2 separate regions of the Homo sapiens genome follow, and region 2 is linked to region 1. A link is a contact called in ENCODE Hi-C or POLR2A ChIA-PET data. All regions are on one chromosome and are shown on one strand. The core of a region is the stretch at or near the end of the contact, and the rest is flanking DNA. Distances in the headings are between cores, read along the strand shown.

Evidence for each region. A loop is a pair of places that touch in the nucleus more often than their neighbours do. ChIA-PET counts read pairs that join two places held with the same protein, here RNA polymerase II (POLR2A). Pooled maps may share reads with other maps.
Region 2: a pooled map shows a loop between it and region 1 (6-fold over the local background). The contact joins the promoter of LINC02940 here to the enhancer-like site in region 1. A Hi-C loop is called at or near these places in 1 of 168 maps with a recorded cell type or tissue (OCI-LY7), 4 of 37 single-sample maps with no recorded cell type and 6 of 50 pooled maps. POLR2A ChIA-PET finds 5 or more read pairs at or near these places in 1 of 52 experiments (MCF 10A).

Annotation. Positions count from the first base shown.
Region 1 is chr21:38,849,022-38,856,501 of GRCh38, forward strand. No RefSeq gene overlaps it. Among named protein-coding and RNA genes, the nearest start is that of ETS2, 47 kb to the left of the region's middle. Within about 2 kb of position 4,615, at least 5 of the 41 ENCODE cell types and tissues checked have a DNase peak (open chromatin) inside an H3K27ac peak, as active enhancers do.
Region 2 is chr21:39,014,982-39,022,461 of GRCh38, forward strand. It overlaps LINC02940 (long intergenic non-protein coding RNA 2940), which reads right to left and starts at 4,275. Exons shown (of 7, transcript XR_007067867.1): 1 at 4,017-4,275; 2 at 1-2,800. RefSeq lists enhancers at 2,210-2,279, 6,910-7,410.

The sequences.
Region 1 (7,480 bases), core at 3,365-5,864:
TGGGACTATAGGCACACCATCACGCTTGGCTCATCTTCTATTTCTCATAGAGACAGGGTCTAACTATGTTGCCGAGGCTGGCCAGGAACTCCTGTACACAAGTGGTTCTCCCGCCTTGGGCTCCCAAAGTGGTGGGATTACAGGCTTGAGCCACTGCACCTGACTGGACATTTTACTCTTTATCACAGCATTAGATACACATGGTCTAAAATATCACAAGGCTTATAATGGAAACAACTAGCCCCTGGCTCTGCCTACCCCACGCTGCTCATAGCCATGAGATTACGACCACCAGTGCACTTAGTGATGCTTTTGGGAATTCACTTCTATGCTCGTTAATAACATGCTCATAGGGCTAGATCCTGATCCTCCATTGAGCACATTAACCTTGGGGATCTGCAAAACCATGGCTTCTCCCCACTAAAGATGTCCATGTCCTAATCCTGGGAACATGGGATCCTGTGAACATGTCACTTTCCATGCCAGAAGGGACTTTGCAGGTGTGATTCAAGTAAGCATCTTGAGATGGGGAGATTTTCCTGGATTATCCAGCCTGGTCCAATATCATCATAAGGGTCCACATGAAAGGGAGGGATTATCCAGCCTGGTCCAATATAATCATAAGGATCCATATGAAAGGGAGGGATTATTCAGCCTGGTCCAATATCATCATAAGCGTCCATATGAAAGGGAGGGATGAGAGTGGAGTCAGAAAAAAGAGAGGTCGCCGTGGAAGCAGAGGTTGGAACAATTCACTGTGAAGACAGAGGAAGGGGCCAAAGCCGAGGAATGTGGCGGCCTCTGGAAGCTGGAAAGGGCAAGGAAGATTCTCCTCAGAGCTTCCAGAAAGACAACAGCCCTGCCGACGCCTTTGATTATAGCACAGTGAAGACTCATTTCAGACTTCTGAACTCCAGAACTGCAAGGTCACAGTTGTGTTGTCTTAAGCCACTGAATGTCCGGTAATGAGTTACAGAAGCAACAGGAAGCCAATACAGCTCTTTAATACTCCCCCAAATTACCACCCTGTTGCCCCAACAAACATTCGCTTCTCTTTCTTCATCTTCCCAATGTTGTTTATCTGGGTCTTCAGGAAGTCAATACTATGATTATGTAAATATTTTCCACTGAGCCACATCAAGAAATAAGATTGCATTTCTGTCTCGTACATGTGTATGTTTTCAAGCTTATAATTACTTTGGATTTTCCCCGATGCACCTCTGGCTAATTTTCAACAGCCACAATTTACTTGTAAAACGCTTTCTCAATTCTATTTTCCGCACAGCTTATATATCAAAAAAAAAATTCAGTTCATGTTTTTCCTGGAGGAATGCCTCCGGGAAACCCTGGTCTCCCAGCTTCCACCTGGACTGATGGCTCCCTGGGTCCCCTGCATGGCTGCCAGCCTGACAATCCCTTCTGTCCTGCTCTGCTTCACTGGTTTCGCTGCTGAGACTCCTCTTTCTTGGTTTTCTCTTATCTTGGACGAGCATGTGCCCAGTAACTGCCTGAGAAAGGGTGCAGACAAGAAACGTTTCTTGAGATCTTGAGTGCTTGAAAATGCCTGTATTTCATTTTCAAAATTGATCAGTAGTTTCATAAGCCAAGAATTCCACATTAGAAATTTGTTGCCCTTCCAGAATTTTGAAGGCCCTTGTCTTCTAGCTCCCTGTGTTGCTGTTGAGAATTCTAAGGGCCTCCTGATTGCTGATATTTGCTAAGTGGCCTCTGTGTTCCTCTAGAAGCTTCTAAGGCCTTCTCTTTATCTCTGCTGCAGTGATATTCCATGATGATTTGCCTTGGCCTGAGCATCTATCAGGAGATTTATGCCACTTAGCTCTAGGGAATTTTCTTGCATTTTAAAAAATAACTTATTCTCTATATATTTTTTTCCTTTTCTCTCTTTTGGAATTCCTGTTTGTCAGGAGTTCAACTTTCTTCTCTTGTCTTTTCATCTCTCCTCTCCTATTGTTGGTTCTTCGGCCTTTTGCGGTATTTTTTTTTTGGCAAAAATTCTCATTGTTATCTTCTAATCCTCCTGTAGAATTTTGTTTCAGCTCTGTCCTCTTTCCTGCCCCTAATCCTGGAGCTATGAATGTTCCTGCTAGGAGCCTGATCTTGAATCACAAGTATACAGCTCCTCTTAAGTCCTAGAAGGTTTTAATTGTGGGTTTGTCCAGAAAGTTTCCCTCTGCTCCCTGAATTGCCTGTTTTCTCTGAGATCCTTTCTGTCTTGTCTTTAGTTTCTGTTTGTCTGTGTTAGAGGGCTTCCTGTCTGGTGATCCTTGGCTATCTATTCATAGTTAAGAGTGAGACACTAAAATATTTATCAGAAACTGGTGTGCTGGGGCAGGATTTGCCTGTGCAGTGAGAGGCGAAGTACATGTTCAGAGGAGCCCACATTGTTAGCATCTGGAGCCTGTCCTCTGGGTGATGTTGTCCTCAGAGGTCATCTGTTTTCCTGCTTGCTGGTTATAGGTTTGGCTATGGCTGCCCTGGAGCAGGGATGGGGAAGGGGCCAGAAGTCCACCATTCAGTGTGCACAATTCATATCCCCACCTCACCCTGCACTGGAGTGCCAGCTGCCTCGATTTCCCAGAGGATCACCCTCGAGTCTCTCGTGGGATCAAGGAGCTAGTGTCTGCCTGAGCAGCAGATCTAACAACCCTTGGACAGCATTCAATAACCCACCTCTTGCCAACCCCATCTCATCCCAACCTTTCAGAGGGCCTGGAGTCTGATTCCGGAGCCTCTCGGGTGGATCCTCAAGGTCTTCTGCCTGCACCTCTGACTGCAGACACTCGGTAGCCAGCTTCCTTCCCTCTGCTAAGTCACCTCCCACCCATGGCTGTGTCTGCTTTCCTCTTCAGACATAACTCACATTGTCATTCATCTTATTTAATCCCCAGTCCTGGGCTCCTCATCCTGTAAGGTTCCCTGTTTTCATGCTTTTACTGACATTTTAGGGGGGGTGGGCAGAAAAGTAATGAAAGTACATGTACCACCGGCCATGTTTAAGCCTCTTCTGCCTGGGCTGGGCATGGTTGTTCACGCCTGTAATCCCAGCACTTTGGGAGTCCGAGGTGAGTGGACCACCTGAGGTCAGGAGTTCAAGACCAGCCTGGCCAACATGGTGAAACCCCGTCTCTACTAAAAAATACAAAAATTAGCTGGGAGTGGTGTTGGGCGCCTTTAATCCCAGCTACTTGGGAGCCTGAGGCATGAAAATCACTTGAACCCGGGAGGCAGAGGTTGCAGTGAGCCGAGATCAGGCCACTGTGCTCCAGCCTGGGTGACAAGAGTGAAATTCCATCACCAAACAAACAAACAAACAAACAAACAAAAAAGCCCCCCAAAAAACAAAGACTCTTCTGCCCATGCCTGTCAGATACTGAAGGAAAAACGCAAAGCACCTTCCAGGAAAGCTGAGTCACAGAGGTGCACAGAGCCAACCCAGGAGCTTCTCTTTCTCCCACAGCATGCACCCATCCCTAGCAAGTCCTGCCAGCTCTGCTCTAAACAGGACCAGGCTCAAAGCTCATCTCTTCACCTCCTTCACTACCTTCCCTACCATTCGTCTGGGATTCCTGCAGGCACCTCTGACTAGACTGCCCTGCTGTGTCCTCTTCAGTCTACTCTCAGAAATTAGACTCAGCTGGAGAGATTCCTGTTAAAACAAAAGTCAGATAATATGACCCCTTCATTCTAAACCTTCCGACAGCTTCCCATTTCACTCATGACAATATCCTAAGGCCTTACCATGAACTGCAGAGTCAACACAATCTTTCCATATCACCTCCTACTCCTGGCCTCTTTGCTTAATCTGCATCAGGCACACTGAACCCCTTGCCATTTCTCACACACACTGAGTGTGTTCCAGCCCCAGGGCCTTTGCACTTGCTGCTCGATCCCCAGATACTCCTATGATCATGTCTTCACTTACTTCCATGCTCAGCTGAAATGTTACCTTATCAGAGAGACCTCCATTGTTTTATCAATCCATTTGCGGCCTGAAAAAGTCTGATTGTGATTCCTGGGTTCCAAACACCTTGATCCTTCAGCTGCTGATATTACAATCAGAAATTAATACTGGTTATTGGTATTCTGACTTCTATTTGGAATCCACGAAGATCCCTAGGCCAACACTTCTCAAGCTTTAACGTGCATGTGAACCAGAAAGATGCTAGCCAGTGCTTCTTAGACTTTTACATACAAAGGAATCACTTTGAGAGCTTGCCAAATGCAGATTAAGACTCAGCAAGTTTGGGACTAGACCAGAGGTTTGCATCTGTAACACGCGCCCAGGTGATGTTGAGCCTGCTGCTCCCCAGCTTACCTTTTGAACGACAAAGTCTAGACCAAGGTGAGGATACTGTCCCTCTCATCCCAGACACACAAGAGAGGCTGGGCCTTCATCCCTCCCATCCCCACCTGTGGGCAAGTTACTCCATCAGCCAGAAGATGGTCAGCTCTTACAGCCTCAGAGGTCTAATGACGCAACAGCTGCAGCACCTGCTCCCTGGGTGCCCGCCTGTGGGGTGAGTCAGCGGCTGGACTGAGATGACAGCTCATGAGCATGTCTCCTGGGACTGTGCCTGTGGCCTGGGCTTGGGCCAGACTCCGTCAGCAACTAAATGCACCTGGAAGGCTCTCCTCAGCTCTGCAAATCCCACCAGCTGCCTGACCTGCTTTCCCCAAGCCCTACCACTCCTCTCGCCTACTCTTAACTGCCTTCGTCACCCCAGTTAGGTCAAATGGCATTCTCTTCAGAATGACCTCTACCATCTGTTGAGACTCTGTTATCTGCCAGGCAGTGTTGCAGGCATTTCCCTTGCATCATTTGATTTAACTCTCATAAGTGTGCTATGGGATGACTGTTATTACCTTCTTTTAAGATGAGGAAATGACACTGCAGTGACAATAACTAATTTGCTCAGGATCACAAAGCTGGGAAGTGATGGAGGTGGGATCCCAGGCTGGCTCTCTGATTCCATCTTGGGCAGGGGACATCACATCTGTGCCACCACCCTACTTGTGGTCTACCAGGCTCCACCACCTCCATTATCTTAGTGGACAGGTGGAGAAGCACCACCTCATCTTTGTGGAGGGAAATGCTGTACTTCAGCTTCCTTCATCCTAACACCCAGGGAAAAGGAAACATCCCAGTCCCATCTCAGCTAGCTTTCCTGTATTACCTAATATAAGATGGGATAATAACTGAGACTCCCAGGTGAAGGTCACAGCCCAGGGACACAGGCTCACTAAAAACCTGAAACCTAATCATTGGACTCTATATAGAATGATTCGCCTCCCCCATTTCTGCCCAGCACATCCGCAGTGCTCTTTTGTAGTAACTGGAACACAATATAAGCTATATGTCAGTGAGCTTGAAGATATATGAATAGAAACTTCTCAAACTGAAAGACAAAGGGAAGAAAGACTGAAAAAAAAATGGAGCACCATGTTTAAAAATGGCAGGACAATTACAAAAGGTGTAACATATATGTAATGGGAATACCAAAAAAGAAGAAAGGGAGAAAAGAACAGAAAAAATATTTGAAGTAATAATGACTGAGAATTTTCCAAAATTAATGAGACACCAAACCACAGATTCAGGAAACTAAAGAGAACACCAAGCAGGATGGATATTTTAAAACGTATACCTAGGTATATAGTATATATTCAAATTGCAGAAAATCAAAGATGCAGAGAAAATAATGAAAGAATTCAGAGGTGGAAAAAAAACCTACCTTACGTATGGAGGATCAAGCATAAGACTACATCAGACTTCTCCTCGAAAACCATGCAAGTAAAAAGAGAGTGTGGAGTGAAATATTTAAAGGGCTGAAAGAAAGAAAACACCACTAGCTATAGATAGAATTCTGTATCCAGTGAAATTATCCTTCAAAAGTGAATGGCAAATACTTTTGCAGAGAAAGAAAAACGGAAGGGGTTTGCTGCCAGTAGGACTTCCTTGAAAAAGAAGGGAAAATGACATAGGTGAAAAACTCAGGTCTACTAAAAGGAATGAAGAGCATTCAAGAAGAAAGAAACGAAGGCTAAAATGAATAATTTCTTTTTCATATTTTATGCTAATCTAACAGTTTATCATTTTCTTCAAGATAATAATAGTAAACATGTATTGGGTGATTATAGTTTATAAATTAGTGAAATGAATGACAAAAATGTTATAAGAGATGAGGAAAAGAATTGTGAATACTCTGTGATAACATATTCTCACTACACATGAAGTGGTATTGTGTTATTTGAAAATGGACTTGGATCAGTTTTAAGTGTATATTGCAAAATCACAGGCAACTACTAAAAAAATTGTAAAGAAGTATAACTGATATATAATGAAAGAGGAAATAAAATGGAATCATATAAAATTCTCAAGGAAAATCAGAAAAGGAGAAAAAAGTGTAAGAGGAAAAAGAAACAGAACAAGGGAAACACATAGAAACAGTAATAAATATGGTTGATATTATATCAAATATATTAATAATTAGTTTATATGTCAATGTTCTAAATATGTGAATTACAAGACAGACGCTAGCTGGGTGGATTAAAAAAACCAGACCTAACTGTATGTTGTCTACAAGAAACTCACTTTAACTATAAAGACACAATTAGAATACAAGTAAAGAGATAGAGATAGATATACCATGTTAATGCTGGAATATCTGTATTTATATCAGACAATGTGGACTACAGAAAAAGTATCAGGGCAAAGGGGCAAGAAGGGCGGCGTGAGCAAGTGGAGCCAGGAGGAATTTTAGGGCAGTGGAACTCTTCTATGCTTTACTGTAATCGTGCGTGCCTGACATTATGCATTTGTCAAAACTGCTAGAACTGAACAACACATGGAGTGAACCCTCACGTAAACTATGGACTTTCATGGATAATAATGTACCAGTACTTTCATCCATTTTAGCAAACGTACTGCAACAATGCAAAATGCTGATAATAATAGGGGACACTGTGGGAGGAGTCAAGGGTCTATGTAATATCTCTGCACAATTTTTCTTTAAACCTATCACTGCTCTAAAAAATAAAGCCCAGTTTTGTTTTGTTTTTAAAAAAAGAGGCCACGTGCAGTGCCTCATGCCTGTAATCCCAACGCTTTGGGAGGCCAAGGCAGGAGGATTGCTTGAGGCCAGGAGTTTCAGACTAGCCTTGGCAACATGGCGAGATCCTATCTCTAGGAAAAAAAAAAAATAGCTTGGCATGGTGGTGCATGCCTGTGGTCCCAGCTATTGGGGAGGCTGAAGTAGGGGGATTGCTTGAGCCCAGGCATTTGAGGCTCCAATGAGATATGATAATGCCACTCCACTCCAGCCTGGGCAACAGAACAAGACTCTGTCTCAAAAAAAAGAGAGAAAGAAAGAAAGAGAGAGAGAAGGAAGGAAGGAAAGAAGGAAATTATCACAACTATCGCTTCAGGCGTTGGCTGACCTAGACCTCCACCCCGGCCCTCACC
Region 2 (7,480 bases), core at 3,025-5,524, 170 kb after region 1:
CATTACGTAACACTGTATTAATAAGCAGTTGACTCAGAACTCCAGAGGGCTTCTGAGCTGGTGAAGTCCATTCATGTTACTAAGTCTATTCTTCCTCCCAGAATAAAATCTTCCATCTTCTCTGAGTTAGGCCTTCCTCATCAGAACCATTTCTTTTCTCATTCAGCTCTCTGAGGTTTTCTACTTATCATCCAACTGTAGTATCCACTGATAAATTACACGGATTCACAATCCAGCCACTTACTTTGTTTCCTCCTAACATTTGGAATAAGCTACTTCCTGCACCAGAGCCTCTGTCTGTCATGCCTTTACCGGATCTTATTTTGGGGGGCTGACCAGTTGCCTAAACCCACATGCACCCTCTCACCTGGGTTCTCAAGAACTTCTATTTTGGACATCCACCAAAAAAAAAAAAAAAATCTTGTTAAGTAAGATGAACACTTACCTGATGGCAGAAGCCTGTTGTGCTCATCAAAACTTTGAGATAACCAGGGTTCCTGGAATCTAAATCTTCCTATATAAAATAGCAGAGTAGCTGATCAAATAAGAGTCAGACAAGTAAGGGTCAACTTTGGAATCAATAAATGGGGCTGGACCCAGTCATTCACCTACATTCAAACAGCAAATAGGCTGGGTGTGGTGGCTCACATCTGTAATCCCAGCATTTTGCGAGGCAGAGGCAGGCAGATCACGAGGTCAGGAGTTTGAGACCAGCCCGACCAACATGGTGAAACCCCATCTCTACTAAAAATACAAAAATTAGCCAGGTGTGGTGGCCTGCTCCTGTAATCCCAGCTACTCAGGAGGCTGAGGCAGGAGAATCACTTGAACCCGGGAGGCAGAGGTTGCAGTGAGCCAAGATCACACCATTGCACTCCAGCCTGGGCAAAAGAGCGAGACTCCGTCTCAAAAAAAAAAAAAAAAAAAACAACCAGCAAATACCTGTGAACAGCCACCTGGGCTTTGCTGAAAGGTTCTCCCATTTCTGATGAGGGTTTGTCTCTTTTTAAAATTTCATGTACCTAAAAAGTGAATTGATCACAAGAGATTGTATCCAAGGAAAGCCCCTCTCCCAGGAATGTTAAGGGGAGAAATAAATTTGAGCGTAGAGCTGCGGGCTCCTGGGGAAGGAAGTGCTCAGTAAGTATAGTACAAGGCAGCATGACACTAATATGAGGCTGAGGTGACTCTGTAACCACTGGCTGACTACAGTATCAACATCCATACAAAGACAGTAGCAGATTAAAGGAGGACACACATGGCCTGCCCTCAAGCTCATTCACAGCCCACCAAATCAACTCTTTGTTCAGCTTCTTGACTTTTCACAGTCTGCTGGCTTCAAGATGTTTTCCCTGGCCTTCTTCTAATGCCTCTTCCCTAATCCCAGGTAAAATTACTGAGGGGGGTTACTCATTCGATATATATGTAAGTTATTTGAGAAAGTTTATTAAGGCACAGTGGCTCACGCCTGTAATCCCAGCACTTTGGGAGGCCAAGGTGGGTGAATCACAAGGTCAGGAGTTCAAGACCAGCCTGGCCAAGATGGTGAAACACCGTCTCTACTAAAAATACAAAAATTAGCAGGGCATGGTGGTGAGCGCCTGTAATTCCAGCTACTTGGGAGGCTGAGCAGAGAATTTCTTCAACCTGGGAGGTGGAGGTTGCAGCGAGCCAAGATCGTGCCACTGCACTCCAGCCTGGGTGACTGAGCGAGACTCCATCTCAAAAAAAAAAAAATGCTATCCACAAAGTTGGATAAGTACAGAAACATTGTCCCAGGAAATGAAGCCAGTGATTAGGGCAGGGGTTGGCAAGTGTTTTCTGTAAGAACCACATAGTAAATATTTTCGGCTTTTACTGGCCCATTTGGTCTTTGTTGCAACTGCTCAACTCTGCCATCAAAATGCAGGCAACAGCCGTGGATAATATGTAGTGAATGGGCATGAGCATTGTCTTAGTTAATTTTCTGTTGCTTAAAACAGAATGCCTAAAACTGGGTCATTTATAAAGAAAAGGAATTTATTTCTTACAGTTATGGAGGCTGAGAAGTCTCAGGTCAAGAGGCCACATCTGGTGAAGATCCTCTTGCTAGCCAGGACTCTCTACAGAGTCCTGTGGTGGTTGGTGCAGGGCAACCTGTGGTGAGAGGACTCAAGTCTCACTTCCTCTTGCTACAAAGCCGCCAGTTTCCCTGCCACTGTCTCCCTTCCTCTTCTTACAAAACTGCCAGTTTCCTTGCGATGATAAACCACCAATCCATTAATGCATTAATCCATTAATCCATGAATAGATTAATCCATTCATGAGGGCAGAGTTCCCATGCCCCCATCACTTCTTAAAGGCCCTATCTCTTAATATAGTGACGTTAGAGACTAAGTTTCAACATGAGTTTTGGAGAGGACATTCAAACCATAGAAGTGTGTTCTAATGAAACCACGTTTATGGATGCTAAAATGTAAACATATAATTTTCATGTTCCACAAAATATTGTTCTTCTTCTGATGTTTTCCCACACTATTAAAATATAATACTATGACTAGCTTGTGAGCCACATGAAAAGAGGCGGCAGGCTAGATTCGGGCTGTGGGCTGCAGTTCGCTGGCATCTGCTCTAGGGCCACTCTCTCAGTAACAAAAACGTGCATTCGCCTCTAATAACACGCATGTACATGTGACACTACTCAAACAGTGAGCAAGCTGAGACTGAAAAACGTATCAGTTGACACTCCAGAATGTTCTTGCTGAAATCCTTCAGTGGATCATCTCATAAAGTCCTGGGAATGCACGCTGAGGCATCCAACCTAGAAAATGAGATGAGAAACTCCTGTAAGATTTGAGTGTTCTGTTAGCCCACCATCTCCAGAGATTAAATAAATAATAATAACTATGGTGCATTCAACATCTCAATCTGAGATGTTTTAGTAAAATGAAGGCATGCTCGCATGTATTCACAAAGCCTAGAGGTGAGAAATAGAAAAGATCTCAGTATTTCAAATCTGAGTAGCGCTGTGCTTGTATCATTCAGCTCAAAATCTGCAGAAGCACTTAGACCAGTTAAAACTGTGCAATGCGGTCAAGCGTTCAAATATTTTATCTCGATCAAGAAGGAGGATGTGGGATGATGTGGGATGCCCTGCATCTTCCCCTCCCTTTTTTCCTGGAGGGTTTGAAGCCATCCCAATTCATTTTTTTCCAAAGTCTGACAATAACTCAGTGGGTCATCCCAGCCTTGGAACGAGCCATTCCTGGATGCCATGGAAATTGTCTATGGGGGATGCCTCCCCAGCTATCTTCTGCAGCCTACATCTGGACCAGTCAATAATCTGAACCCTCAGCTTTCTGGATGTGAATCTTTCCCCAGACTAGCTGAGAACTAGGGGTTACTCAAGAATGCACTAAACAATTCTTCCCCCACTACCCTGTACCTCCACAATCAAAAGTGTTAGGGGCCAGGCAGGGTGGCTCATGCCTGTAACCCCAGCACTTTGGGAGACGGAGACAGGTGGCTCGCTTGAGCCCAGGAGTTCGAGATCAGTCTGGACAATATGGCGAAACCCTGTCTCTACTAAAAATACAAAAAAATTAGCTAGGCGTGGTGGTGGGTGCCTGTAATCCCAGCTACTCAGGAGGTTGAGGCAGGAGAATCACTTGAATCTGGGAGGTGGAGGCTGCAGTGAGCGGAGATCGCACCACTGCACTCCAACTGAGGCAACAGAGCGAGATTCCATCTCAAATAAATGAAGAAATAAAATGAAAATAAAAAAGAGTGTTAGGAATAAAGCCTGTCAAATCATCATTACTGCTCCTAAGCATCTCTGGGTGCTTCTGAAATTGCTGTTAGGCTATTTGCAAGACACTGAACATTCCAGAAAGTGTGCTAGAGCATTGAGAATTCCCTCAGGGACTGTAGCTGCAGACCTTGCTCTCACATGCAAGGTGACCACGTGGCCTGCACGTTCCAGGACAGTGCCTGCTGCAAACAGTCTACCCCTTTACCTTTTACATAACTGTACTCACCGATCAGGAAAACAGACCTTGGTCAGACAGAAGCGATGGTCATAATCTCTCTGCAGATGGACTTCTAACTACATTTCTTCAAATTGCAACAAATGTAAATACAATCAGTCATACACACTCTATGCTACCACCTTCTCCCATTTTAGGGTGTTGAAAGCCCAAATTAATCACGGCTGGGTGGGGCAACTCACACCTGTAATCCCAGCACTTTGGGAGGCCCAGGCGGGGGTGGATCGCTTGAGTTTAGGAGTTTGAGACCAGCTTGGGCAACACGGCAAGGCCCCATCTCTACAAAAAAATACAAAAATTAGCCAAGCATGGTGGTGTGCTCCTGTGGTTCCAGCTACTCAGGAGGCTGAGACAGGAGGATTGCTTGAGCACAGGAGGTCGAGGCTGCAGTGAGCTGTGATCACACCACTGCACTCTAGCCTGGGTCATACAGTGAAATCCCGTCTCAAAGGAAAAAAAAAAAGTCACATGTGAAAACTTCTGGAGAGTCCAAAGACAAACACCATAGCTCATGGGCCATTAAGACAATCTGTACAAACACTCAATGAACCAATATGAAGACAGAAATCCTGGTGAATTGTATATGTATTCCAGAAGATTAAAATCAGGAAGGCAAAGGAAAATGGAGAGCTGGCACTTGGCACCCATGAAAGACCCACTTTCCCTGCCCTACCAGGTGGCATTTCTCCTTCCCACCCTCAGGATCAGCCTGGCATCAGCGATTATCTCAGCCCACTGAGGCCTGGATGCTGCTGGCTGATTTTTGTCTCTGCAGTCAGGAGCCAACCACAGGCCTCCTGAACCTCCAGCACCCTGGCTCACCCAGGACAACAACACAGATCAACTCCCAAATAAATTCCTCTCTGTTGTCCTGCAATGTGCTAATTGCCCATAATGAGCACATCATAATAATTAAGGATGACTACGCCAAACCTTTGACTGAGGTAGCAATCCTTCACCCACAAATGGCAAGGCCTTTCCTAAATCTTAATTAAAGAGCACACCAGCCACCTGAGCTGAGGCAGAGTTCTCCCACTTTCGAGATGGGGAAAATGGAGGCTCAGGGTGGCAGGTTTCTTATTCTATTCCATAAGGCACACTTGTACATTTTAATTGGTTTAAATTAAGTGCTATACATAACCTATAAGGAGGTTGTTAAATAAATTGCTTAGCCGTTGCAAAGAATGATAGGTAGTTGTAAAAATTCATGTTTTGAAGACATGGGAAAATGCTTGTTATGGAATTTTAAGAGAAATTAAGAAAGATAAGTGTTGTATTTGTAGGACGGTCTTGGTCGAGTGTGAAAATACCCGTGCTGGTGTGTGTTTGTGTGTATCAAGAGTAGATCATAATGTTAACACGGGTTCGCAGTTTCTTGGGTGATTCAAGATGAATTTTCATGTTTTCTATACTTTTTTGTCATTTCCAGATTTTCTACAACAAACATTTAATCTTTTATAATAAGAAAAAGATACATGTTTTAAAGATTTTTAAAGGTATTTTACTTTTTTTAAAAAAAGATATTTTAAAAGACTTTCCTATTCTGTTTTAAATCAGGCTCCTTGGCCCTCCCTTATTAACTCTTTAAATGCATGCAGGACATTCGCTCGGCAGCCTTCTTCTCCTGGGTCACCTGTACTTGGGTTTGTGGTGAATTGTCAAGCATGTCAGCGGGGTGGGACTCCTGCTTCAGGGGATGCCTCCCTGGAATTCACTCAGAGCGGTTGGGAATATCCAGCAAAGTCTGGGGATGCAATGTGTGGCCAAATCCCAGGTCTCCATCCAGAAGCCCCTGTGGCCCCTGCTCAGAGTCCATGGAGTGACCTTTGTGGCCACAGCTTTCCAGGAAACAGACGTGTGTGCCGGGCACCTCCTTCTCAGCCCACCCAGCTGTCTGGTGGTCAGCGAGAGGAGAAAAGGCAGCCCCAACATCAAAGACATAGCAACTGCCTGGTGACTTCCTCCCCGGCCAGCTGGAGGTGTCAGCTCGAGGCCGGACTCTGTTTCCTGCTGCCAGGGCAGCTGCTTCCCTCTTCCCTTCAACTCAGAGGTGAAAGGTTCGCACCATCTGCAAACGCCACCCTCCAGCATTTGACTCCCACACCCTAAACAAAACAGCAACCAGACATCATGAGCCCAAACTGAAACCCACCCCCCACCCCAAGGATGGGCAATGTGGAGAGACCTTTGCCCACCAACAACATTTTCCCACTACACCCCAAAAGGAAGAAGCCATCCTCCCTTAAACGCCTTCCGATCTGACCCTGGATGCTCAGGCCGCTTGGCTGTTCCCGGGTGCAGGGTCAGGGACCCTGGGAGGCTCCGAGTTGCTCAATGCCTCTGAGCACAGGCTGACTCTCTTCACAGCAATCTGGGGAATTTGGGCTGTTCTGGGGTGGAGCTGGGGACAACGGTGTGTGTCGGGCAACAGCAGCGGCCTCGACTTGTTCTGGCTTTTGGCTCTGCAGGGAAATCCAGGCAGATTGGGACTGAGGAAGGCTGGGTGGGTGGGCAGGGCTGGTGGACATGGGGAGCAAGGTGGTGGGCCACCCCGTTGACAGACCTCTCCGGGAGAGAAGCCTGTTGGAGCTGGGCCTGGGCGCAAAGGGGGAGAGAGGGTGAGGCGCTCTGGGAGGGAGCCCTGAACACAAGCTGCGGGAGGGGGGAAGGGAGGAGGAAAGGGGACGGGCCTGGGTCCCCCTGTGGAGGGCTGAGCTGGGGACAGGCACAGAGCAGAAAGGAAGCCATCTACCCTTTAAAATGCCTTCAAAAAAATAATCCCAGGACTCCCTTGTACCTTCCAACTTGCCTGTCGGCATCTATTCAGTGTTTTTCGTGTGGCACTCAAAGAAGAGAAACACAGTCTGTGCCACGGCGGGCTGGCCAGCTGCGGGGAACCCTCCCATTTGGAGGGAAAATGAAGACTGCAGGATGGTGGAGAGAAACGTGGGGGCCTCCTGGCCAGCCCTCTTTTCCCCGGCTCCAGAAAGCACTATGAGAATTCCTCGAGCCCTCTCATGTTTATAGCTTCTGACCCACACCTGGCTGGTCTTCCAGGTGGGTCCAGTTCTTTCCTCTCTCCTAGCACCCACCCAGCCCCCAACACGCATCCCCAGGATCCCCCAATACCACGCCTCCAACTCCGCCTCTGGCGCCCTTAGGTTCCATGCGAGGGTTCCTCCGGCATGCGCCATGGAAGCTGTGGCTCAGGAAAGCCTCATTCACATGCTTGGCAACCGCACACTGGAAAGCAGCCAGCAGCCCCAGGAGCCACACTTCACCTGATCCATCCACAAAATGGGCTGAACGGACCCAAGGCGAGAGAGCCAGGTCCAGCCGCCCAGCTGGCCAGACCTGTGCACTCGCTAGGGCACGATGTCAGTCATAGCCTCGACTGTTGTTAATCCCACAGACAGGTGGCTTTTGGTCCCAAATTTGTGACAGGCACGAATCAC